Regions from separate parts of the Homo sapiens genome. Here all the other regions are linked to region 1. A link is a loop called in an ENCODE intact Hi-C map of the cell type or tissue named here. Cell type or tissue: mammary epithelial cell. All regions are shown on one strand. Each heading gives the region's core, and the rest is flanking DNA. Links, peaks and the distances in the headings are about the cores only.

The links. Peaks named below come from ENCODE experiments on the same cell type or tissue, not always from the same donor. Only the 100,000 strongest peaks of a DNase experiment are listed, where the experiment ranks them.
Region 2: a loop joins it to region 1, with 5 times the contacts of the local background. A loop is called at or near these places in 20 of 110 quality-filtered maps.
Region 3: it touches region 1 in a loop (10-fold over the local background); 59 of 110 quality-filtered maps call a loop at or near these places.

Annotation. Positions count from the first base shown.
Region 1 is chr2:142,976,320-142,984,734 of GRCh38, reverse strand. The region is part of intron 8 of KYNU (kynureninase); the gene reads right to left. Among named protein-coding and RNA genes, the nearest start is that of KYNU, 100 kb to the right of the region's middle. In mammary epithelial cell, for the core only: a CTCF peak has its summit at 3,778 (motif pointing right); no DNase peak of the experiment used is centred there; H3K27ac peaks cover 1,434 bases.
Region 2 is chr2:142,793,672-142,802,086 of GRCh38, reverse strand. No RefSeq gene overlaps it. Among named protein-coding and RNA genes, the nearest start is that of KYNU, 80 kb to the left of the region's middle. In mammary epithelial cell, for the core only: no CTCF peak of the experiment used is centred there; no DNase peak of the experiment used is centred there.
Region 3 is chr2:142,677,365-142,685,779 of GRCh38, reverse strand. No RefSeq gene overlaps it. Among named protein-coding and RNA genes, the nearest start is that of KYNU, 200 kb to the left of the region's middle. In mammary epithelial cell, for the core only: CTCF peaks have their summits at 3,066 (motif pointing left) and 6,793 (motif pointing left); no DNase peak of the experiment used is centred there.

The sequences.
Region 1 (8,415 bases), core at 358-8,357:
CTGGGGGCATGGGAAAGTTTCATGTGAAAATATCCTTGTGAAAACTGTAAAAATGATCAATTTTCATTAAATCTCAATATCTTAATTCTATATTTTTAATGTTGAGTGTGGGAAGTACACATAAAACCCTTGACCACATTCTGATGTAGGATGGCTATCTTAAAGCAATGTATTTATGCAATTATTTGAGTGGCAAGCTGAACCTGCCACTTTTATATCATGGACAACCATTTCTGCATGAAAGAGCAACTGACAAACAATGACGATTCACATGTGTGATGTATTTAACAGATATTCTTTTGAAAATGGAGTGTCACTTCAATAAAACAACTTATAATATTTGCTGCCAATGATAAAATTAGAGTTTCCAGGGGAAATTAGAATATTGAAAAACTTGTATCCACTTCCATGAGTATGACTAGCTCCCATTATTGAGATAATTCTGATGAATATAGTAGTAATACATAATTTCTAATTATTATATGATTAAATATGTCAATATTTGGAAAATACACATAATTCAATGAACCAATATTTTCTGAATGGCCAATGCTCGATGTTACATATTGTGCATTGATAAAGGATCTATTCAAAATGCAAGTTCAGTCAATGAATTTTAATATAATAAAGTACAGAAAGTTCAGTGATTCAGCTTCAAATTCCATACCAGAACTCCTAAAAAGTTCTCACTTGTCAAATTCTGATGCAGTATCAAAGAATACACAAAATTGACGGAAAGGCTATTCAACTACTCCTGCCTTTTCTGATTACATATCTTCATGAGTGCCTATTTTCTTTGTAAGATTCAAAAAGAGAAAAAAAGAGATTGAATGCAGGTATAAAAAACCAGCTGTCTTTTATTAAGTCAGGTGCTAATACGATTTGCCATATATAAACAATGCTACTGTTTTTTAAAGAAAACATAGTTTGTATAACAATATTTTGCTTATGTTAATATGTAATGCATTTGTTGTTATTCTAAAACAAATAAATACATTTTAAAATTTTGTTTTAATTGCAAATACAGTAAATACAGATATAGAGCCAATGTCAAATCTCCTAAGACCCTCAGTGGTTTTTAAGAGTGTAAAAGGTTTCCTTTTCTAAAAAGTTTCTGAACTGCTGCTTAAGTGTATCCTAGTAATATGAAAGAGTCAATAGTTTTCTTGTTTAGCATTTAATCCCACATCATGTGCATATTTAATCAGTTCAAGTATATACACTGTTATAAATTCTATCAATGGTTCTGCTTCTCTGCCCTCTCTTGCGCCCATGTTATTTGCCATGTAAGTTCTAGTTCCTCCACTGTGGGTAAGGTGTAAGTTTCAGCCACTGGGATCAGCCATGTGACTTGTTTAGACCAACAGAATGTTAGCACATGTAATAAAAATAGTCTCAGAAAAGTACTTGAGTGACTAAGCTTGCTCCCTCTTGCTCTCTGCCATCTCTATGAGAAGGACTTGCTTGGGCCAAACTGCTGGCCCAGATGGAAGATAAAAGAAATGTGGAGCATAATCATCCTCACCTGAACTCAATCTGGATCAGCTGCTCCTCCATGCCCTCCTCACCCCTTGCAGTTTGCCACAGAAACATGAATGAGCTCAGCTGAGACTTGCAGAACCCCTCCAGCCAAGTCCTACCTTGATGCTCTGATGCCAAGGTGATCCATAAAATCAATGGTTATTGTTTTAAGACAACAAGTTTCAAGATGATTTGTTACACAGCATTTTAAGGGAAGAGTGAATTGATATACTCAGCTCCCAAAAACCAAGACATCCTTTACTTGGTCTTAGGAATTACCCCTGCCATTCCTCTTAAAGAGTACAAGATACCAAAGGATCACAAGATGGAGGCTTGGATCAGTTACTGCGTGAGTTCTTCTAGTTCTCATGTTAGAATAAGAGTAACAATCCTTGCTTAATACTATTTGGTAAGCAAAATATGCATACTTTGATACAGTACAGATCCTCAATGTGAGCCAGCTGTTTTATATGGTGCTTAATTTTTAAAAAGTATTCTTATCCAAAAATAAAGAGGAAGAATGAAGTTGTTTGGGAGAGAATTTCAAAGTTTAATATTAACTCTACTGTCTCCTTCATACACATTGACTTTGTACCCTAAGAGTCTCTTCTGATCTGACTCCATTCTGTTTTAGTTATTTACTTGTCATGAGGTTTTAAGTGTTTTGTGTGTCTGCCTAGTGGAATTCACAATGTTAAAAAAGCAAGTCTCTGTTTCCACTAAATTCCCAGAAGCACAAACTGGAACAATGAATACATATTATCCAAATTGTACCCAAGTAGGAAGTTTCTAATTTATTTGCTGATGATCAAAGTCATTTAACTTACTGCATATCAAAATGTTGCAATGTTTACTGAGAAAATATAAAGATTCATTCCACATTAAGACAACTTTGTACATGAACATGAATTTAAAAACTGGCTAAATGCAGGTGATAGAACTTTGCAAAACATTTTACCTCTGGGTTTGTGTATGACTGGTTTACCAAGTGTAGTTTACTATGTGTACGATTAGTTTACCAAGTGCACATACCTGCTCCAAACTAGATTTTTTGGAACACTGAAGGCACACAACTCTCAATGGAATTAAAGTTTTTGAAGTAAATACTTAAATAAATTTTAGAAGTGTTCTAACACTTCCTAAGAAAAAAAGAACCCCAAATTACAAATACAGGTGTTTTCCCTAGAGAAGAGACATGCAAACTATAGTCTGTTTCTGTAAATTTAATTTTGGATCACGGCCAGTCTCATTTGTTTAAATATTGTCCATGGCTGCTTTTACGCTACAGCAGCAGAAATGAGTTGTTGCAACAGGGACCATATGGCCCACAAAGCCTAAAATATTTGCTACTTGGTTCTTTACGGAAAGATGTGCTTACCTCTACCCTATAGGATTGGTTTGCATAAAGAAACCTCAATATACTGAAAAGTTAATTAATTAAAACCTCATTCACTATAGTATGACTGGAGTTAGTATCTCACAAAAGGACAATATATCAGCACAATATAACTGTATTTTGAGGGAGGAAGGGAGATTAATTTATTCTTTGTTCCTCACCAAAGAAAATGAGCAATACGTACCATGAAAATAAGACAAGTGCTCCATTGTAATATAAGTTTAAGGAGTAATAGGACATGAATATAATTAATCTTCATCAAAACTTAGAAGTCATCAGGTCATCACAACCTAGGTTTGGAGACTAATGTTTAGCTTTAACAGACACACACACACCCCTCCACACACATTTATTTGTTTATATTTTAAGATATACTTATAATACTGAAATTCCATATGGGGAAAAAAGTTAATTATTCTAAATTTGAAACTCTCTTTTCTTCTCTTCAACATTTCCAATTAAAGCAACTTTTATGAAGCAATTTTTACAGCTCAGATTTTCACAGATTTGTTTTTACAACTCAATTTTTCTAAGAAAACTCAAGAAATAGAAAAAGCAGCACTTTCATTATCAATTACTTATAAAGAATGGCACACTGAAGAAACCACAAACCTTTATGTACAATATCCCATTATGAAAATCCTTCTGGCCACATTTGTGGTACCACGTTGAAAAATCAAGTATGACTTCTACACTATGTTTAATGCATTTGTAATTATTTCCCCATTGGTTGGTAGACAATATAAATTATTAAAATATAAAATGTATTGAGAAAAGAACTGGAAGATACAAACATGAATATCACTGCAAAGTGATTTCACAAAAGTGTCACTAGATGGCAGCATCTTAAACATTAAAAAAATCTAATGGTTCTCCAAAACCTTTCTACAGCCATCCAGTTATTTTCATTGTTTTGCCTCATGTAGGTAACATGATATGCATATGTGAAAGCAAACACTCTATACTTGAGTAGCTACTTTATGCAATTTTTCAATAAAAATCAAGTATTTTTCAACACATTTTATTTAAAATTACCCACAGGTGCTCACACTCATGTTGATACAATCACACTCATACTGACACAGCTCACACTCATATTGACACAACCAGCACAGCATTGTTCAGCCACCATGCCACCTTACTTTATAGTCAATCCAAAACTTGCAATCATTTTCAGGCCATTCTGATTATTTCCAGCCTGCCTTCCTCCCAGAAACATTATAAATCATACATTTGATTATAAGACTCACTGCCTTTGTTCACAGAGCCCCCATTAATTTCAGAATGCAACTCATAGTCCTTGGTATGGTTATCAGAGGTGTTTGAATCAGAGCAACTCCATCTTGAGTAGGGCCTGGGTAAAATAAGGCTGAGACCTGCTGGGCTGCATTCCTAGTAAGTTAGGCATTCTAAGTCACAGGATGAGATAGGAGGTCAGCACAAGATACAGGTCATAAAGACCTTGCTGATAAAACTGGTTGAGTAAAGCTGGCCAAATCCCACCAAAACCAAGATGATGACAAGAGTGACCTCTGGTCATCCTCACTGCTCATTATAAGCTAATTATTAGCATTATAAGCTCATTATAAGCTAATTATTAGCATTATAAGCTAATTATAAGCTAATACATTAGCATGCTAAAAGACACTCCCACCAGTGCTAGGACAGTTTACAAATGCCATGAAAACATCAGGAAGTTACCCTATATGGTCTAAAAAGGGGAGGAACCCTCGGTTCTGGGAATTGCCCAACCCCGTCCCAGAAAAATCATGAATAATCCACACCTTGTTTAGTATATAACAAGAAATATAATAACCATAAAAATGGGCAACCAGCAGTCCTCGGGGCTGCTCTGCCTATGGAGTAGACATTCTTTTATTCTTTTACTTTCTTAATAAACTTGCTTTCACTTTACTTTATGGACTCACCTTGAATCCTTTCTTGTGAGAGATCCAAGAACCCTCTCTTGGGGTCTCTTGGATTGGGAGCCCTTTTCTGGTGACATAGCTATTTATTTTTTATTTTTTAAGTTTTTGTAGATGAGTTCTCACTACGTTGCTCAGGCTGGTCTTGAACTCCTGGGCTCAAGCCATCCTTATGCCTCGGCCTCCCAGCGTGCTGGTATTGCAGGTATAAACCACCATACCCAGCCCTCCTGGGTATGACTAAAGATCTGTATGATCTGTTAGTGCCCCTTGTTCAGATACCCCATATAGACTTCTCTCTATTTACATAAACTTTTCCCTTTCCTGGGGATGTGCTTTCTCTCCTCCATTTGCCTAGCAAGCTCAGATTTTGATCACCAGATAACTTTGAGTGAAGATTCTTTAACCATCTTTCTCTTCTCTCTTATTCTACTGCCCTGTTTGTATATCTCTCTTGTAACAATTTTCTAATCTTACTGTCTTCTCTCACACAGTATGAACCCAAATAATTGTTGAATAAAAAAATAAATGAATGAACAAATAATAAAGTCTTACAAAAGTCAATAGCTATTCTCTAAAGTGATGTTAAATTTGTAAGAATATTATGTGAGGGATTCTGTTTCTGATGCAATTTTATTGCATGTGCTCTTTATTCAGAAATGACATCTTTTAGAATGAAGTATCTTGGGCAAAATAGTAGTTGAGAATATGTTCAAAATCATTCTCAATTAACAAGAAATATCGTGTGTGTTTTGTCTTTGCCATCTTCACTAACACAAAACTAAAATTTTTTCTAATTAGTGAAATAATATGATACATAGGGCCTGTGCTGAAATTTCCAGGAGAAAAGCTAGCTCACTCTTTCCTAACTTTGATTAATTGCCTATTGAAATGAAACATAAAATGGTAAAGCTGAAGTATTTTCCTAGTAGCATTAAAGCTCTGATCACTTTATTGATTGATTTGGTATCAAATTGATTTTGGACTATTATTATTGTTATTATTTAGTTTATTCCTTTTTCACCAAGATTAAATCCTGTGAACTGTGAAGACTCTTAATAATTAGCAAATTTGGTATGAAAAATAGTACTTATACAAGATAAGATATTTGTCACTATACCCGGGGCTGATATATAGATGGTATGCATTGATACGCTCTTATTAATTATTAAAATAATAAAATAGTTAAGGTACATAAAAAGTCTTTGTCCTAAGCCACCTGACTAACCAACCATGGTTGCAGCCCTTGAGTTCATGAGAGGTGTCTGCGAATATCAGCCTGTGAATGTTCACTGCTAGGGACTGGCCCAGACTCCAGTGGATGAGACAATGCCTTTGCCAGTGCCACTATCATTATGGTAGGTGAATTCCAGGTGACTATCAGTACCTTCTAATAGGCTAATGATGGATACTACCTGGTATTAACATGGAGTATGACCTTCTTTGTGACTGTGGGAAATGCAGCTTCTATACCATACCAATCAGAACTTTAAGTGTTCTGAATATCATTTCTTGCTTGATGCAAAAGTAATAAGAAACAATCCAAGAACTACAGTGCTATAAATTTGGACAATATTACTTTTTAAAAAGTATAATGGGAAATTTAAAGAAAATGAACGAAAAAAAGAAAACGGTATAGGGAGATGTGTGTCTGGGTGTGTGTGTGTGCACACATGCTGGTCATCTTTATATAGAGGGTAGGAATAAATGATTAGCAATAATAGGTTGGCTAGTTAACTCTGATATTGGAATTTCCCAAAGGAATTCCTAATTAGGGAGTTTTTGAATAGTACTAGAGAAAGTTGGGAATGGAAAGGAGGAAGATGAAAGCTGGTAGGTTTTTTTGCCACAGTCTTGGAGCATTTAACTTTCCAGAACTCATTCAAGTGTTATGATTCAAAAGCATACTTAGGTGCTAAGTTAAAAACAACAGTAAATATTTCTATAAGAGGGGCCTCCACTATCTCTGTAAATGCCTCTTTTCAGAGTGAATTTCTATTCTGAAAGTTCTGCTTTTCATGCAGACTAAATTTGCCACGGCCTTCAAAAATCCTTCTCACTCTTTATTTTTCCTTTCCTCCCAACTCTCTGGTTATGAGTAGGAACTAAGCATTATTTGCATATTATGTTCATGCTGTACTTAAAGTCAGTAAGTTCTACAGGTCACAATTCCTTTCCAAAAATTATTTAATATAGCTATCTACTATTTTATGCAATGTATTAAGCTTCATTTATTTATATCAGTATAGTATAGTTCAATGAGAATAGCAACTCCTCACTATTAAAACATGAAACAATAGAAAATGAAAATCAACACAAATAAAAAGGAAAAAGACACAATCTTCAAGTGGAGCTTCAGTGAAATTTAGTAGAAATCATGTCACACGGCAACCAGAACCAAAGCTTACGTTTTCTGCAGGACAAAACCAGAATACTGTTCCAACTTATTTTAATCCTATGGCTCTTATAGTTAATATAAGATATCAAAAAATGAATATGATTATTCATATATATATATATCCACACAAAATTCCATCCAGGAAGCTAGCCACCTGAAAATCAATTCTAAATGCTCACATTTTAGTTGAGCACCAAACAGGAACAGAAACGAGAAAAATTCAGATGGTAGAAAATATTTGAGCCTCAATTTTGTAAACCACAGCTAAAATTCTAAGGCCCCATCTGAATGGACCCCTCCTCTTGGCCAAGGGCATTCCAGAGTTAACCTGAGAAGCTAGTTCAAGCCATGATGGAAGAGGGGATGGACATACTTCATTATGCTTTCCAACATTAACATCAACACAGACCATAAGTCTGATAAGAAATATTTACATTCTATTCCCTCTGAAGCCTGCTACTTGGAGGCTTCATCTGCGTGATAAAACCTTGGTGTCCACAGCCCCTTACTGGAACCCAGCCATTCCTTTCTATTGATAATAACTCTTTCAACCAGTTACCAAAAATATTTTCAAATCTACCTATGACCTGGAAGCCCAGCCCTCTCCTCCCCAGGCTTTCAGCTTCGAGTTGTCTTTCCCTTCCAGATTAAACCAATGTAAATCTGGTATGTATTTACTGATGTATTATGTCTCCCTAAAATGTATAAAAGCAAGCTGTACCCTGACCACCTTGGGCACATGTCATCAGGAGCTCCTGAGGCTGTGTCATGGGTATGTTCTTAACCTTGGCAAGATAAACTTTCTAAATTGACTGGGACCTGTCTCAGATACTTTTGAGTTCACAACCTTCTGATAAATTACCTAAAATTAAGGTAATTTACCTAATGATAGATTTCAAATATATCTTTTACCAAATATTTTAAAATGTAAGTGCATAGAGAAGGCGATCATTACAAAAAACCTTTACACAACAAATAACTTGGAAAAACCCCGTTGTCCTAGAGCTACTGAATGACTGTATTTGTGTCAATATATACAAACAGAGGAGACAACAGGCCCTGGTAGAGACAACACTTCTCCATGCCACTCAGGTGGGCTAATGCTAGAGAACTGGATGCCATGAATATACTTGGGAGATTCCAGAAAGGTTAAATGTGGAGCCTTGATAAGTAAG
Region 2 (8,415 bases), core at 52-8,051, 180 kb after region 1:
GGCATGAGCCACTGTGCCTGGTTGCAAGTTGATGAATTATAATTTATTGTATTAGTTTACTTTCCTGAAGTGATATGGTTTGTATATTTGTCCCATCTAAATCTCATGTTGAGATTTCATCCCCAGTTTTAGAGGTGGGGCCTGGTGGGGTCATGGGGGCAGATCTTTCATGGCTTGGTGCTGTCCTCACAGTGGTGCATTCTCATGAGATCTGGTTGTTGTAAAGTGTGGCACCCCCACTGCCACTCTCTTTCTTGCTCCTGCTTTTGCCATGTGAAGTGTCTGCTCCCCCTTCACCTTCCACCATGAATAAAAGTTCCCTGAGGCCTCCCAGAAGTGAAGCAGATGCTGGTCTCCTTCTTGTACAGCCTGCAGACTGTGAGCCAATTAAATCATTTTTTCTTATAAATTACCCAGCCCCACGTACTTCTTAATAACAACCCAAATGAACCAAAACACTAAGTATTATAATTTACTGTAACATTTTATCCTTCATCCCCCACTTCATCCCTGAAATCCTACTCTATACCTGAGCCTTACCTGATGATACCTGCTACCCAAGTACTCCCTCAAATCCCTGCCCAAATCTAAATCTCATTTCTGCACTGCACATCATGACCTAAGATGTGATAAGGAGTATTATCATGAAGATTATGTTGCTAAGTGTTTTCACCCTTTGTGTGTATGTGCATGCACATGTATATCACATATGAGCTAGTCATTAGATGAACATAATTGTGAAATTCCTTTACGAAGTAAACTTTAGGAATGTTTCAATTAGATTGTGTGTTAACCAATCTACTTTTTGTGTATAATCACAGTGTTAGCCACACTGACAAGTTCAAATTGAAAATCCTTAGTAAGTCTTCAGGATAAATGTTATTAATGCCACACACTGAAATGTAGAAGCATTTTATTTTTTAAGGTAATTCACTAACCACATATCATCAAGATTAGGGTAACATTGTCCTTTTGAAAATTTGATTGTTTTTCAACATTGTCTAACTTCTGAAACTAGACTGTTATAGTATTTAAAGTGTTCCTTTTGCCAGAAACTGAAGACCCCTGCTATCTAAATTATTGCCTTAACATTTTCAGCAATTTTAGAAGTAAACTGAAATATATTTGGAAATTTTTGTTTCAAAACTGGCTTTTAGCCTAGCATGGTGGAGTATACCTGTAGTCCCAGCGAATCAAGACGCTGAGTGGGGAGGATTACTTGAGCTCCAGAGTTTGAGGCTACAGTGCAAGTTTGAGACCATCCCTAGCAATATAGTGAGACCCAATCTGTCCAAAAAAATAAAATAAAATAAAAAGCTGGCTGGGCATGGTGGCATTTGCCTGTAGTCCCAGCTGCTTTGGAGACTGAGGCAGGAGGATTACTTGAGCACAAGAGTTCGAGGTTGTGGTGAACTATGATGGCACCACTGCTCTCTAGCCTAGGTGATAGAGTGAGACCCTGTCTCTATAAAAATAAATTAATAACTGAAAATAAATAAAATTCAGCTTGTAATTTTTTAAAAGAACATATATACCAATTTTTAGTTTTTATCAAAAAATAATTCTTAATTGACAAGAATTTTTACTTCAATCACAAAACCTTTAATTCCTGAGACTTTCTAAATTTCAGGAGGAACATTTACTGGAAATAGTATTTGACTTTTCTGAGTCATGACCCTGCACTCTCTAAGGTGACTTTTTGTGGCCAGGACATTTCAATTAGTAGCTTAAAGTGACAGATGTGCACACCAAAATGAATTTCCTAGTAACATATTAATCTAGAAACCATTTAAGAGTTAAAATTGATTCATTTTCCAGTAACATTGTATAAGAATCTCCCTTTACAAAAATTCATTACTTCCCTTTAATGGGATTTTATAGAAAGTAAATTTATAATGTATTTATTCTTTTGAAGGTCTGTGGAAGATACCCCATTTCTCATTTCCGTAAAAATGATATTTAAATAACACTTGACTATTTTGATAGCAATCATGGAATACTTAACCATTAAGTTCATTAATTCAAAGCACCAGATTTTGTGACAGTCTGTGTGGGCGGGATATACCCATTTAATAATGATAATGTGCCTCTCTTGAATTTACCAACTGTAATCCCAATGTATGGTAAAGTCTGATATTTAATGATTAATACAAAATGAGATTAAGACTCACAGAAGACTACTATGGGAAAGAGCAATTATGTACTCATACTTGGCAAAGCAATAATTGTCAGTTTCTAATTAATGAATTATCTCAACTGGTTAATGTAAATGTTTTCTTGCCACATACTGTGTTTCTAACTCTGACAACTGGTCTCTCAAAACCTGCATTTTTAGTCCAAAGAAACACTGAGAATGGGATGGGTAGACAAAGTTAAATGAATCAATGTTAAGTCTATCATTTACTATTTTTAATACATTATTAAATACTATCTCAAAACATTGTTCTATTTAATAACCTTATTTAGTCTTTTTTGTACATAAATGACATATTGATCGAGTCTTAACGTGACACCATTGTTTGAAGAGTGTAACTGGGACACACAAATTAGCACATAAGAGATTATTTTAAAGTGAGCACTGGATAGTTTCTTTCTTACCAGCTTTTGGCGCTCTCAAATGGAAAAAAGAAAAGCTATAAGACTTAAAAGCATTTAGTTGCATTGAACTTTAAAGCAACTCAGGACCAATATGTCTCACTGCCAAGTTATATTTAGTCTTTCTGGGGTGAATAGTTTTATCTTTTTAGATAAATGGAATTATAAGCGTTTTAAATTGCTCTTGTCTTATGTTAAATATGAATAATAATACCTATAACCTGACTATTTTAGAGAGATATAATGAGGAGGATTTATGAGATGCTTGCAAAGAACTCCAAGCTTCTTGGAACAAAAGCTTCACATATCTACATTTCTGGAAATATAAAAATACTTGAGCATCAATCGTGGCATAAAAGATGTGCTGGCATTACAGTACATATTAAACTCTATGCACATCTGATCTGATTTGAGGATTTTGTATATCATTTTTTCTCATAAGAATTCTGTACCATTTTACAAATATTTCCAGTCACTGCACCATGATGAACTATAAGCTAATTACCAATTTACAGGCAAATTTATATTATAATTTTTGGGGAGGGTGGGGGTTGGAAATAACAATAAATAGACATGGCTAAAATTGTCTTGGCCAGGTGTGATGGTTCACACCTGTAATCTCAGCACTTCGGAAGGCTCAGGTTGAAGAATTACTTGACACCAGAAGTTTGAGACCAGCCCTAGCAACATACCAAGATCCCATCTACTTAAAAAAATTTAAAAAATTAAAAAGCTGGCTGGGCATGGTGGTGTTTGCTGTAGTCCCAGCTGCTCTGGAGACTGAGGCAGGAGGATTGCTTAAATACAACAGTTTGAGGCTTCAGTGAGCTATAATTGAGCCACTGCTCCCTAACCAGGGCAACAGTGTGAGACCCAGTGTCAAAAAAATAAAAGTCTTACATAGTAAAATAAATTGTTTGATTTACATAACCATAAGATTTGAGATAGCACTGTCTTCAGATAATGATTGATTTAGAGACTCAATAGTCAATGATATTTCCAAGGAAGATGCTTCCTCTACTTTCCACTTTGCCTTCAAATCTGTTGGTGTCATCCTAAAGCTTTTTCCCATCATGGTATGAATATGGCTTTTAGCACCTCATGAGACTGCATGTTTGCTTCTCGTTTCTTAGCCTCAGAAATCTTTTAAAAACTCCAGAATTTGCTGATGGACTTAGCCTAGGTCACATGTTTTACTGTGGCACCATTAATATGTGACTTTGTTTGGTATGTAAATCCCCAAATGAAAACTGGGACCTGTTGTGAAGGTTGAGTTTAATTTTGAGGTGCACAAAGATATATATCTCAATGTATATGTAAATCTAGATATATCAGCTTCAAAAATTAATACCTATTCAGAGCAAGTTAGTTATTTTATTGTATTAAAAATATAAGTATAAATGGTATGGCAAGGGCTTACTTGCATGTAAGTATCAAAATAGCTTATATTTGCCCTCAAAATTTGTATTTCAAAATGGCATGCCTCATTCTAATTTTATTGCATATACGTATATATGTGTGTGTGCTTTTGTGTGTGTATTTTTTTCACTGAGCTCCCCCCCTGCCAAAATAATTTCTGCAAATTTCTAGACTACATTTATATATTCTGGAAAGCAAACCTAGTCTTCAGTTTCCACTTCACTTTGGCATCTGCTTCTGGTCTATTGATCCTTGCTTTCTACCCACCTATTGGACTGTACATCTCTGCTTTTTTTTTTTTTTTTTTGAGATGGAGTCTCAGCATGTCACCCAGGCTGGAGTGCAGTGGCGCGATCTCGGCTCTGCAACTTCCACCTCCTGGATTCAAGCGATTCTCCTGCCTCAGCCTCCCCAGTAGCTGGGACTACAGGTGCATGACACCATGCCCGGCTAATATTTTTGTATTTTTAGTAGAGATGGGGTTTCACGGTGTTTCGATCTCCTGACCTCGTGATCCACCCGCCTCGGCCTCCCAAAGTGCTGGGATTACAGGTGTGAGCCACTGCGCCCGGCCAGTTCTGCTTTCTTTAAGGCCATGGAGTTTGGTGTTTCTCTGTACAAATTGCTTTTACTAAGCTCCTTATGGAACTCCATAAGGAGCTGGCTGGCTTCGTATCATTTCAGGTATCTATTCAAAAGTGATTCTTAAAAGAGGCCTTCTTGGCCATCTTTTCAAAATGATGTCCCCATCATCTATTATATTAACTTATTTTATTATTCTGATAATACTAATTAGTATCTAAATTTTTATACTGTTCATTTTTTAAAATCGCCAATTACTTTATTCATCTCTTCACATTAGAATGTTAGCTTTGTAAGAGACATTGTCTCATTTATCAAGGCTATTTTACTCACCCATGTATTCCCTGCATAGAATAGTGTCTGGTATATAGCAGGGGTGACAAACATGTGGAAAAATGAGCAAATGAATGTGTTGTCTCTGTGATTTTTCTCTCTTGTCCTGCTTCTCAAGTATGAGTGTAAATTTGTCCTTAATTTCTCACTGAGGAAGTTGAAACTTAAAACATTTTAGAAGAGAAGCAAAACCTTGTGTGTAATTTATAACTGGTACTAGATATGCCAATCTCAGAGCTCAAAGGTAAACCTAAACTAGAACTTACTATTTAGAGGCTCCTCACAAGATAGCTCCTGTCTAGCTTCCAGCCTGTGTCTATACTGTATTGGCCAATTTCCACTTCTCCTAATTCCTCTGCTCGCCACCCACCTAAACCAGTATTCTTTAGCATGACAATCCTACTACCAATGGAAAGACAGATTTTCTCTTTCCTCCCAATCTTAGACTCACCAATTCAGTTTCTGTTCCAAGTTTGACCTCTTCCCTGAATGATTTTCATAAACATTTCTATTCTGTTTAAGGACAATTTCACTTCCAACCACACACATATGATCTTGCCCAACTTATTCTAAAGAACAATCCTATTGGGACAAAATAGTCTTCCATCAGCCCCTCTCTTGAAAAACACACTACTTGCCTTGAATAATAATAGCATGAGAAATCAACAATCTAATCTAATAGTTTAATGTTTAGCCAAGCCCAATTTATTTCCACTGTACAGTTTATTTTTTTTTTCCCCAAGCTCGAGTTAATTGAGCTTTCAGGTCTTTCTTGAAGTCCTTAGAGGTCTCTATTGCTGACATCTTGTGGCCATTGTTTTCACAAAAATGTCCCCAAGGGCTTGCTATAATTTTCAGAGAGAGCACATTCTAAAACCATCCTTGGAGAAAAATTCCTCTAAGGGAAGTACAATCTGCGGAAATGCAACTCTGCTTGCAACAAAGCCAGCCTCTTTATATTATCTTACAAAGCAATTGCATTCCTTGGGGTCACACCACTGATCTACATCCTCAAAATTAAAAAGCACATTTTCAGTGTGTGGTGTTCCTAGAACAACAAAACAGCCTCTCTGAAAGTAGAATCGTCTCTAACAATTGGAAGGCAGAAAATTTCCTGACTGCTTTAAAAGAACAGGTTTGTTTAGTTTAGATTTTATTTATTTGCTCTACCACCCTTTCAACCTTGCCTATGCTAGCTTTAGATTTCAGGGATATTAGCATGAAGTTTGAATCTTAATTAAAATAAAAGTGTCTGGTATACCCATAATCCACAGACATCTTTGCTAGTAAGATGTCTGCTTAAGGCTTTCACATGCTCTTCCAGGGATCACTGCTTTTTCCATCTTCCAAATTCTTTTTATGTCATAATTAGCTAGTTATATCATCTTGGGAAGAAGTGAACCAAATTGAGATGCTCAAGTGGAATACAGGTCTGAGCAAAAATGTTGAATAAAAATTTTCAAAAAACCTAGCTGTCTGCCCTACCATTCTCCAACAGGAGAAATCGCATCACAAACAACTTTAGTTACATTCTTCCAATTTATAGGTACATAACATTTGGAAGAGTGACACTGGGTTAAGGTTTTCTCACATCAGGAAGAAAACATATTTCATGCACATCATAAGGATTTTGGAAACTGATTTATCAATAGTGAAGGATTTAAGTCAATAATCAAGAGTTGCTGCTCATATTCTCTGATAAATTTCAGTTTCTCCAGAAGAAATTAATACATTTCTCTACATGTAAATCATGTGGATAGCTCTCCTCTAGGATTATAGAATTCTTAATGCTGAACTTGATATTTTGGAGGTTAAATACAGAGTCATATTTAAGAACAGTTTTTTTCCCCCTTAGGCTTTCAATGATATAGGCCAAATACTTGAACTTGGGGTTTGCTAACCTTTAAGGCCAAAAGTCTCAAGAGAGAAAAGCCCATGTTAATGGCTTAATGTAGAGTAGTGGAGACATGTGACAAAGGAATTCATTTTAGTAGCACTTTAATGAAGTGAGAATTTGGCAAAAGAAGCTGAGAAGTCAAAGGTTGAGGTGGTAATGGACTGGATTTCTCTTGAATTATTGGGACTTCAGTTTGATTGATTTAGTAAAAGATACACTTAAGGCCATTATGGATAGAGCACTCAAAGGTGCCATTATCTCAATCCTCTCAATGCTACTACTTCAATACTTCTAGAAATTGTTACTTCCTTTCACTTCTTATTGCCTTTTTCTATCACTGTATTAGCGTTTAAATTAGTATCTCACATGTCATTGTTTCTTGCTATAGTCCATCTTCCAGATTTCACATAGAATTATCATTCTGAAACACAACTGCTAAAATCATATTTGACTTATGAGAAGGTAAATTGCTTCCACCTTAATGTACAACTATGGCAATATCTATCAAAATTAAAAATATCACTTAACCAAGTAATTTCAAGAATTTGTCTTGTAGCTTTATACTTACCCATGTGAAATGGTGAATGCCTAAGAATATCCATTGCAGTGCAGAAGACATCAAAAAGATCTGGAAAAAGCTAAATACCTATCTGTGACAGACAGGCTATATTTACTATGGTACATTCAAACAGTGGCATTCATGTAACCATTATAATGAATAAAACACATTTGCATATATGAAAATTCATTGTCTGTTAGATTTATTTATTATTGGAAAAATAAACAAGATATGGAATAGCATATGGGGAAAAATATATAGAAAGAGTAGAAGGATAAACATGAAGGTGTTCATAGCCATTACCTCTCAGGAGGGATCCAGGACTAAAAAGTAGGTAGGAGACTCACTTGTTACTGAGAACATTTTGCTTATTTATAAATTCAACTTGTGCTGTAATGCTCATTAAAACATAATTGGTTTTAAAAATCATACAATGGCTTTCAGTAATCTGTTGGATAACCTAAAAAACTATTAGTATTATATTTCTTATAGACAGATGCATCTGATACAATAACATTAGTATTATATATAATATAATGCCATATATATCTATGATGTCATATATATACCTCATAATGTCACATACAGGTGATATTTTGACTATAATGTATTATTATATACCTAATGTAAATATATAACAGTGGTGTATGGGAGTATTTCTGTTGCCAGTCATCAATTTAAAATCTTCCAAAATTTGCTCCAACAGAGCTTTCTTAGTTTGTACAAGTCACATAGTAGGGAGTTTGGTGGTCTCTGTTATAAATTAGTTCTGTGTGATTTTAAAGAATTGCTTAAAGTGGAACTTTTTTGAATTTTTAAAAATGACTTTTATTGAACACTATATAAAATTCACAGTATATAAAATATTAAATTTATAATCTCAGTACTTAACAGAAACTTTTATAAGTGTGGGAACTGAGAGGTAAGGGAGGTTAAATAACTTATTCAACATCACCAAGCAAGCACATGAAAGAGTCGTGATTTGAACACAGTTCTGGCTGAAACCCGTGCTTACTCTCTCCTCAGGGAC
Region 3 (8,415 bases), core at 52-8,051, 300 kb after region 1:
AATCTCCAATGAAACCCTCTCTTTCTCAAACTCCAGTACCACATTTTGAACTACTGGACATCAAATTCACTTTCTGGACATCTCTATTTGCAGGAACCCTGTATACCTCAAGTCCAATGTGTCTAATGATGAATTCGTTACTTTCCCGTTCACAGTTGCCATTTTTCTCGTGTCCCTTACTCTAAAGATAATTAAGACTAAAGCTATGTTTCAGAATCATCCTTGAGGCCTCCTTCTCTGCAGTCCTCCAAATTTAGTAATTAATTATTATCAAATTCAAAATATATACAATTTGTTTCTTTCATCATCAACATGAGGCTACTGCCTATGATCACTCATGTTGTACAGTGCAAAACTTAGGAGTTTCTATTTACATATTCTTTTATGGGAATGATACTCATTAAAGATGTGCAGAGTCATCTTCCTAAAGCATTTCTTTTACCCTTTATTTCTTCCCTCTAATCAGAAACAAGGAATATGAGAAAGCAGAAAGTGTGCAGATAATGGGATCAGATAATCTACGAAAAGAATTGCGATGGTTGGCGCAGTGTCTCACACCTGTAAGCCCAGCACTTTGGTAGCTTAAAGCAGGTGGTTTCCTTGTGCCTAGGAGATTGAGACCAGCCTAAAAAACATGACAAAACCCCATCTCTACAGAAAACGTAAAAAATAGTCTGGCATGGTGGCGTGTGCCCGTAGTCCCAGCTACTCGGAAGGCTAAGGTGGGAGGATCGCTTGAGGAGGTTTAGGCTACGGTGAGCCAACTTAGGAGACAGAGCGAGACCCTGTTTCAAAAAAAAAAGAAAGAAAAGGTCTTGCTCTATGTCACACTAGATGAGTGACCTCTGGCAAGATATTTAACATCTCTGAGAGTCCATTTTTATCTTCTGAAACAGTAATTGCAAGGTAGGCAATTTTTGAGGCAGTCATAAAAAGCATTACTCTATCCAGTGAGAAAATATTGCCTGGTGGGTATGATGGGGGAATTCTTAGTATCAATGAGAAGAATAAAGGTTTTAGGCACTTGGTAGTAGAATGAGCCACAGAGAATGAAGTTGCCATAAGAATGTGTGAGGAGGATGCCAAATGTCAATCTTTCTTGAATCACAACTTGCTTATTAATATTAGACTGGATAACCCACTGAAATTATTAAATAATTATAAACATCAAAGATTTAAAGCACACCACCATTGTTTGTCCTTGCTCACCTTGCAGTGAAAACTTAAATTGGAAAAAAGACACTGGAGATAATAGATTATCAATTTAGCCCTTAAGGCTATTTTTAACCCTGATACCACACCACATTCTGAATTGTACTTCTGTTAAGATAGGTGGTATAGTAGAATTAATAGTGACAAGAGAATTTGGTGCTAAAAAATGGTGTTCGAAATTCATTCATCTAACCCTGTCACTGAAATTGGATAATTAATTTGCATGGCAAACAGTTAATTCAATCCAAGTTTATAAAGGTTAAAATGCAGAGAGTATCTTAAGATCACAATCTTCCCCCAGTTAATTGAGCTAGCACTAAACATTTTCTTGTGATAATTAAAATTGTTGCTTTTATACATCAACTTGATCCTCATAATCACCCACATACTTTCTCTCAACTTTATACCAGCTAAAATTGTTTTGTAGTTAAGCAAAACAATGAGATTAAATCAGATGTGGTAGGAAGAAAATGTAATGGAAGGTAAATATGTTATTTAAAAAATTGCATCAGCTTCTCCAAAGATTTCATTTTGATTATTGTAGATGTTCTTTGAAAAAATAATATTTTGAATGATTTAAAAACATATAATTACTTTCTTTTTAGAATAAAAAATCTAAAGTACGCTATTAAAACATATATAATTCTGAAGAAAAAACTTAATGGGCTTTATATTTCTGAATTAAAATGTAAAAAGAAAGAATTTTAAATGAGTAGCATTTAGCTTAGAAAAAGACTTGCTCACTGTTCTATTTTTCCTGTCAACAATGAAATACATTTTAGCTAAGTGTTGTTTTGGGTTGGGGAGAAAACAGAAGAATGCCTTAATTTCTCATTAAACACAGCATTAATCAGTGGTTAATTGTAATTATTTAGCCTGTAGAAAAAGTGAAAGTAGAATTAGAATTTGACTGCAAGTAAAACAAACTTTGTCTTTCTTATTGATTGAAGCATTTTAAGACAGCTATTCAACAGGGTTTGCTTAGCAAAATTTTGGTAGTGCTTAGTCAATGTGTTGAATGGTAATTGAAGTCAGTTGTTATATCAAACTCTGTATCTTTTTCTGTGTTAACTTTAAAAAATTAATATTATTTAGTAATAGAGGACAATATTAGTATTGTTTTTCCAAGATCAATGCATAATTGCAATTAAGTGTTTTAAGTAGTTTTGGAATATATTTTCTTGCTTTTTGGACTGCAAGTTTGATATTAAGATCTACTGAATCGCTATTTTTGAATGTGTTCCCTGATATTTTATTTAGAAACAATTGAAAATGATCTAAATTGTCTGTACAGATTTTCCCAGTACTGTTGATGGCTCTTGCTAATTGTTAATTTGTTGTTAAAGGCACAAATCTTGAGTCCTATCAGCTTCAACTCCCATTTTGCCTTTTAAAAGCTCTATTTTGTTTGTAATGCAGAGGAGAAAATTGAAGACCAAACTGTTTCTCAACAGGATGCCAGAAAATAAATAAACACCTTATTTCAAAATGTGGAAATGTCAACGGCATGCCTTGTCTAGTTTCTCATTTGGTGAAAGTGTGGTGGTCCTAGAGTTGCATCCTTTTCCCAATCACTATACTCAGAACCTTGCTATGATGTTTTAACAGAAATTGTTCACCAAAGAAGCAACACATGAATTTGGCATTCTTTAGCTTCTCTTTCATCGGTGTCTAAATTATCCTTACATTTTCTATATCCTATTCTAACAGGCCTCTGCAGTCAAATGCTCAATGTTATTAACCTCTAACAAATTGGATTCCTGATGAATCCATGTTCTTTTTTGAAACAGTGTGAATAAGTCACCACAATGCCCCCAGTAGGACTCTTCTAGTGGATTTGTGAATGGACCCAGTCTACTTGGTCTTTGCTTTTTAAGATTTTGATGCCACCTTTTGGTGGTTTATGAAATAATTACAAACATAAATGAATTTTTTTCTTTCTATTCAACCAATATCTTTTAGCCTAAGTTTTACGGTTGGTAATTTGCTTAAATCTGTGGACTATTAAAAAATATGGTATGTCCACAGTGTGCTTCATTTATGTAGTACATTTGGATATTTGTGGTTTTATCAAACTAAATGTCACAGTTTGTATCCTTCCTAAAAAGCAGGCTCTGACATGTCAATTTTTATAAATTGAATTAATAATGAGATAGGAAATTATAATATAATCTATTAATTGTATTTTGTTTTTAGTTTTTTTTCTACCTTTATCCTCCCCCTTCTCCCATAAAATGTCCTTCAATGGGGTCATAAGTAGCTTTTAGAAGGCAGCTGAAATATGGCTATTTCCAGGAACAAGGAAGTAACCTCCTCTGAAACAGCTTCTGTTTTCCATAACCTAGGTGCACGTTGAAAGTAAATTATCTAAGAAAAGGTGGTAGCTCCAAAGCCAGGGATAATAATAAAGACCAACCTCAGCAATTTCTTAAAATGCACCAGTGTAGCCCAAAACAGCTTCAAATGTCAAAATTGTCTCTGTGATTTTTGCCCCTTGCAGGGGAGAAATAATTCTTTTTCCTTGCCTATCAGTAGGTTCATGGCTGAGGACAATATTAAGAAAAAAAAAAGACAGATTAACAAGAGAAAAGCATAAAATTTTATTGGATATGTTTTACATAACATTAGAGCCTTCATAAGGGAGTGAATACACAAAGAAACAAGTAAATTTGTGTATTTTTATGCTTAGGTTTGATAATGAGTGGGCAGTCATGGAGAAATATGATTGTAAGATAAAGGGGTTATGATCTAATGGTAATAAATGGGAGGTCTGCGTTCAGATTCTTCTTTGTGCCCTGGTATCTTTGAGATAAAGATATCTGGATTATCCTTCCAAATCTTGGGATTTGGAACACCAAATCAAGGTGTTGGTATGGGCATGCTTCCTACGAAGGCTCTAGGGAAGAATCCTTTCTTTCCTCTTTCTAGCTTCTGGTGCTTTCCAGCAATTCCTCTGTTGTCTTTCGCTTACAGCTGCACCATTCCAATCTCTGCCCTCATTTTCACATGGCCTTCGTCCCTCTGTGCCTCTAGATCTCCCGTCCTCTTATTAAGGATATTACACCTAGGATTTAGGATCCACTCTAATCCTGAATGACCTCATCTTAACTAAGCTAATTACCTCTACAAAGCCCCTATTTCTGAATAAGGTCATATTGTGAAGTCCTAGGAGGACATACGTTTTGGGAGGATACTATATACAACCTACTACAGGAATGATTGTCACCATTAATATCAAGCAGCACCTCTGGGTATATGGATGGCTCTTCTAGAATAAGGAATTTATGCTCTGCTACAGGGGAGAAAGGCCAGGGGAAGGTGACAGTGATCTTGCTTCTTCTGTTTTCTCAAATGCCAAAGTGCCGTATTTTGGGATAATGTAGCCTGAACCCCATCACTCACTTGATTTTCAGATCTCTAATTTCTTACTATCTCATGAGCTCTTATATTTTTTTCCTACCTTTTTACTTTTCTAAGTGGGAGGGGTGGTCTGGATAGCTGATCTATCATTAGCAAAGTCTGCTCCTGCCCCCAGTGAGGCTTCCTCTAAGTGCCTCCTCATAGCACGCTTTCTTTAAGCTTGATATTTGAAGAGCAACAAGACCCTCAATGCTTCTCATAACTTTGTCATTAACAGTGTTGGTGATAGAGGGCAATTCTCTTCAAAATTATGATTTTAATAAACCTTTATCAAAACTTCCAGTTTATACACATTTTCCCCTTTGCTTTCTCTTCTGTTATTCCCTGCCTCTTTTATTGGTGGTACTTCAGCCTTTCAAGTGTAGAACAGCATGGGATTACTGGGGAAAAAAAAAAGGTAATACAGTGGTTTTAACTACAAAGTCAGTTGCAGGAGAAAGGAAGGGGAATAAGAGGCTTTGGGAATAAAGATGAGTTTGAAAAGTATTCATTTCAGAGAAGTATGGAGCAGATTTTTATTTTTAAAAAGACTTTCAAGATAGAAATACCCAAGAGATAGTGGACTGAGGATCTCTGATAAAGGAAAATAAGGAAACTCCACTTTAGGTATTGGAATGAAGTTTTGGGTTCTGAAATTGTGCTGTTAGGAAAAGGATCTGAAATGTCTGGGTTGTGTCTACGGCCATACCACCCCAAACATGTCTGATCTGGTCTGAAATGTCTGGCTTGTAAGGAGTTTGCATGCCAGGGTCCAAAAAAGAACTGAGGGCTAAACTGTTCCTACCACCAAAAAGATCATTCAACAATGCCAATTATACATGACATGAACAAAAATGTGGGAAAAATTTAGATTAATCACAAAAATCTATATTAATCACTTATAATTATTACTTAAATTACTTTTTGGGAATTGTATTTATTTTCTTGGGGGTTACTATAAACTACCATCAGCTGGGTGGCTTAGAGTATCAGAAATATTACTCTCTCATACTTCTGGAGGCTAGAAGTCCAAAGTCAAGGTCTTGGTATGGCCATGGTTTCTCTGAAGTCTCCAGGGGAGAATCCTTTCTTTTCTCTTTATAGCTTTTGGTGCTTTTCAGGAATTCCTTTGTGGTCCTTGGCTTATAGCTGCACCATTTCAATCTTTGCCCTCGTTTTCATACAGCCTTCTTCACTCTGTGCTTCTGAATCTCCTGTCCTCCTATAAGGACACCACTCATGAGATTTAGGACCCACTGTAATCCAGTATGACCTCATCTTAACTAAACTAATTATATCTACAAAGCCCATATTTCCGAATAAGGTCACATTGTGAGGTTCTAGGAGGACATACGTTTTGGGAGGATATTATATACAATCTACTACAGGTATAATTGTCACCACTAATATCAATAGCTAGGTGTGTATATTATTGTATGTGTCATACAACTTTTGACATTTTGTTTTGTTATGATCCTTTTTCTTATACTCATAGGCTTGGTCATAGTTTACATACTTTTTCAATTACAGATGGGATTCAATTGTCCATTTAACGAGCACTTATTTTACATCTGGTAGGTGATATGTACCTTGCTAGGCACTTAGGGTACAACAATGAAAAAAAAAACATAGAGGATGAAGAAACAGAATGCAATGGGAGAGGCAAGTTTCTAAATATCCGGTAATACTAAAGTGAGATTTGTAATGGCTACATCAGAAGTGATAGATTCCAAGCAGAGGAAACAGCATGATAGTCAATGAAAGCTTTGAGATATCATGGTGAATTTTGAGAACTGCCAGTTATTCTATATGGCAAGCGGATACAAAGAAAGTTTCAGTGAAAAGTAAAGCTAGGATGGAGTTCAAGAGCCAAATTATGCCATATCTTGTATAACCTAGACAAGGTGACTCTAGTTCTCTGGATCGAAAAGAGTTACTGAAAAGTTTTAACCTTGCTGAGGAAGACAGGATTAAATGATTCACTTTGTTTCAAGTTTCTTCACTTGCTTCAAATTTCTAGAAATTACATCATTTACTAATCCTCTTCAGGTTTGTACATTCTAATATTATGTGACATTTATTTTGCTTCTGCAGTTTGAAAGAATGTTTTTGAATGGAATGGTGAATCTACTAAAAATTCCTGTCTTCAACCCTCCCCCACCCCAACTCCCTCTACAGGTGACTATCCACCTGAGTACATTTTGAAGATTTGCTTGTTACACAGGGATTTGTAATTTTATTTACTTAATTAAAATTGTATTTGTAACTTTAAATTCCTATGGACACTCTTAGGTGATGAGGGGAATCATGGGATTGCTCTGATATTTTATTCAAGAGTGAGAGTAGTTTAACCTCTCCCAACCTCCCAGCACTTCTACTGCTGTGGGAACCAACTGAAAGTAGAAGACAACAATTATTTTTTCAGATCCCATAATACGATACTGTTTTGTTCTAAGTGTCAGTCACAGTCACACACACACACACACACACACACTCATCTATCTATTATTTGATCACTGCCTTTTTCCTGCCTTGCTCTGGTAAACCTCTTCAAAGATGGACATAAGAAATAGAAGGATTATACCTGTTGGCTATGGATGGAAATTGCATTTGAAGTCATTAATTCAGTGAAAATTGTCAACAGATCACACACAGAGGATGTGAAGAGCTGTAAAGGCATCAATCAGAGTTTTATGTAAGGATACTCAGAAACAGAAACACACAAAAGAGGAACGGCACAGAGAATGTATTTTGGAATGTGGCTATAAGAATAGCTAGAACCTTAAAAATTGCTGATACTGGGAAAACATGACCTGAGAGAGCTATGCAGTTGTGAGAATACTACATACACAGAACTTAACAACCCTCTCAAAGTGCATATAAATTTCTACAAAAATAATCCCACTAGCCAGCAAATCAGAGATGTACTTTTTTTCTTTCTACTGGCTCCACAATAAAAGAAAATAAAGTTAAGAACTTTCTGGAATTAGTAGGCAATTATAATAAACAATAATAATACTTTTTTTTTTTTGAGACAGAGACTCGCTCTGTCACCAGGCTGGAGTGCAGTGGCATGATCTTGGCTCGCTGCAACCGCCGCACCCTGGGTTCAAGCGATTCTCCTGTCTCAGCCTCCTGAGGAGCTGGGACTACAGGTGTGAGCCACCATGCTCAGCTAATTTTTGTATTTTTAGTAGAGATGAGGTTTCACCATGTTGGCCAGGATGGTCTCAATCTCTTGACCTCGTGATCCACCCTCCTTGGCTGCCCAAAATGCTGGGATTACAGGTGTGAGCCCGGCCAATAATACTTTTAACATAGAAAAAATACAGTTAGATGTTATTAAGCTAGAAAGCATTTTATTTGTACATGGTAGATGTTTTCTAAGGGAGAATAGTCGTTGGCTAATAAACTGTAAATATATGGTACTGAGAGAAACTGACTTTAGATTGAGGGATTGCTAGCAGGATAAATGGTCATTTTAAAGCCTGACTCATTTATAAGAGTCACAGTGTGACTGGATGAAGACACACAGGAGGGGACTGGGTTTTAGAGAAATGATAAAGACCAAGTTCATCATCATCTTCACAGAATTAGTCTTGGCACAGTAAGTTTCTCATTCTCAGCCTTATCCTTGTTCTGCTACAATAAGCATTTACACATTAGGATCCAGAACTGAAACTATTTTATGGGGATTGATGTAATAAAATGGATGGTTTACTATCAAACTGTGATAATTCATGATTTTTGGATCTGACATGGAACACAACATTTTCTAAAAAATGAAAGCTTTGGCCGGGCGCG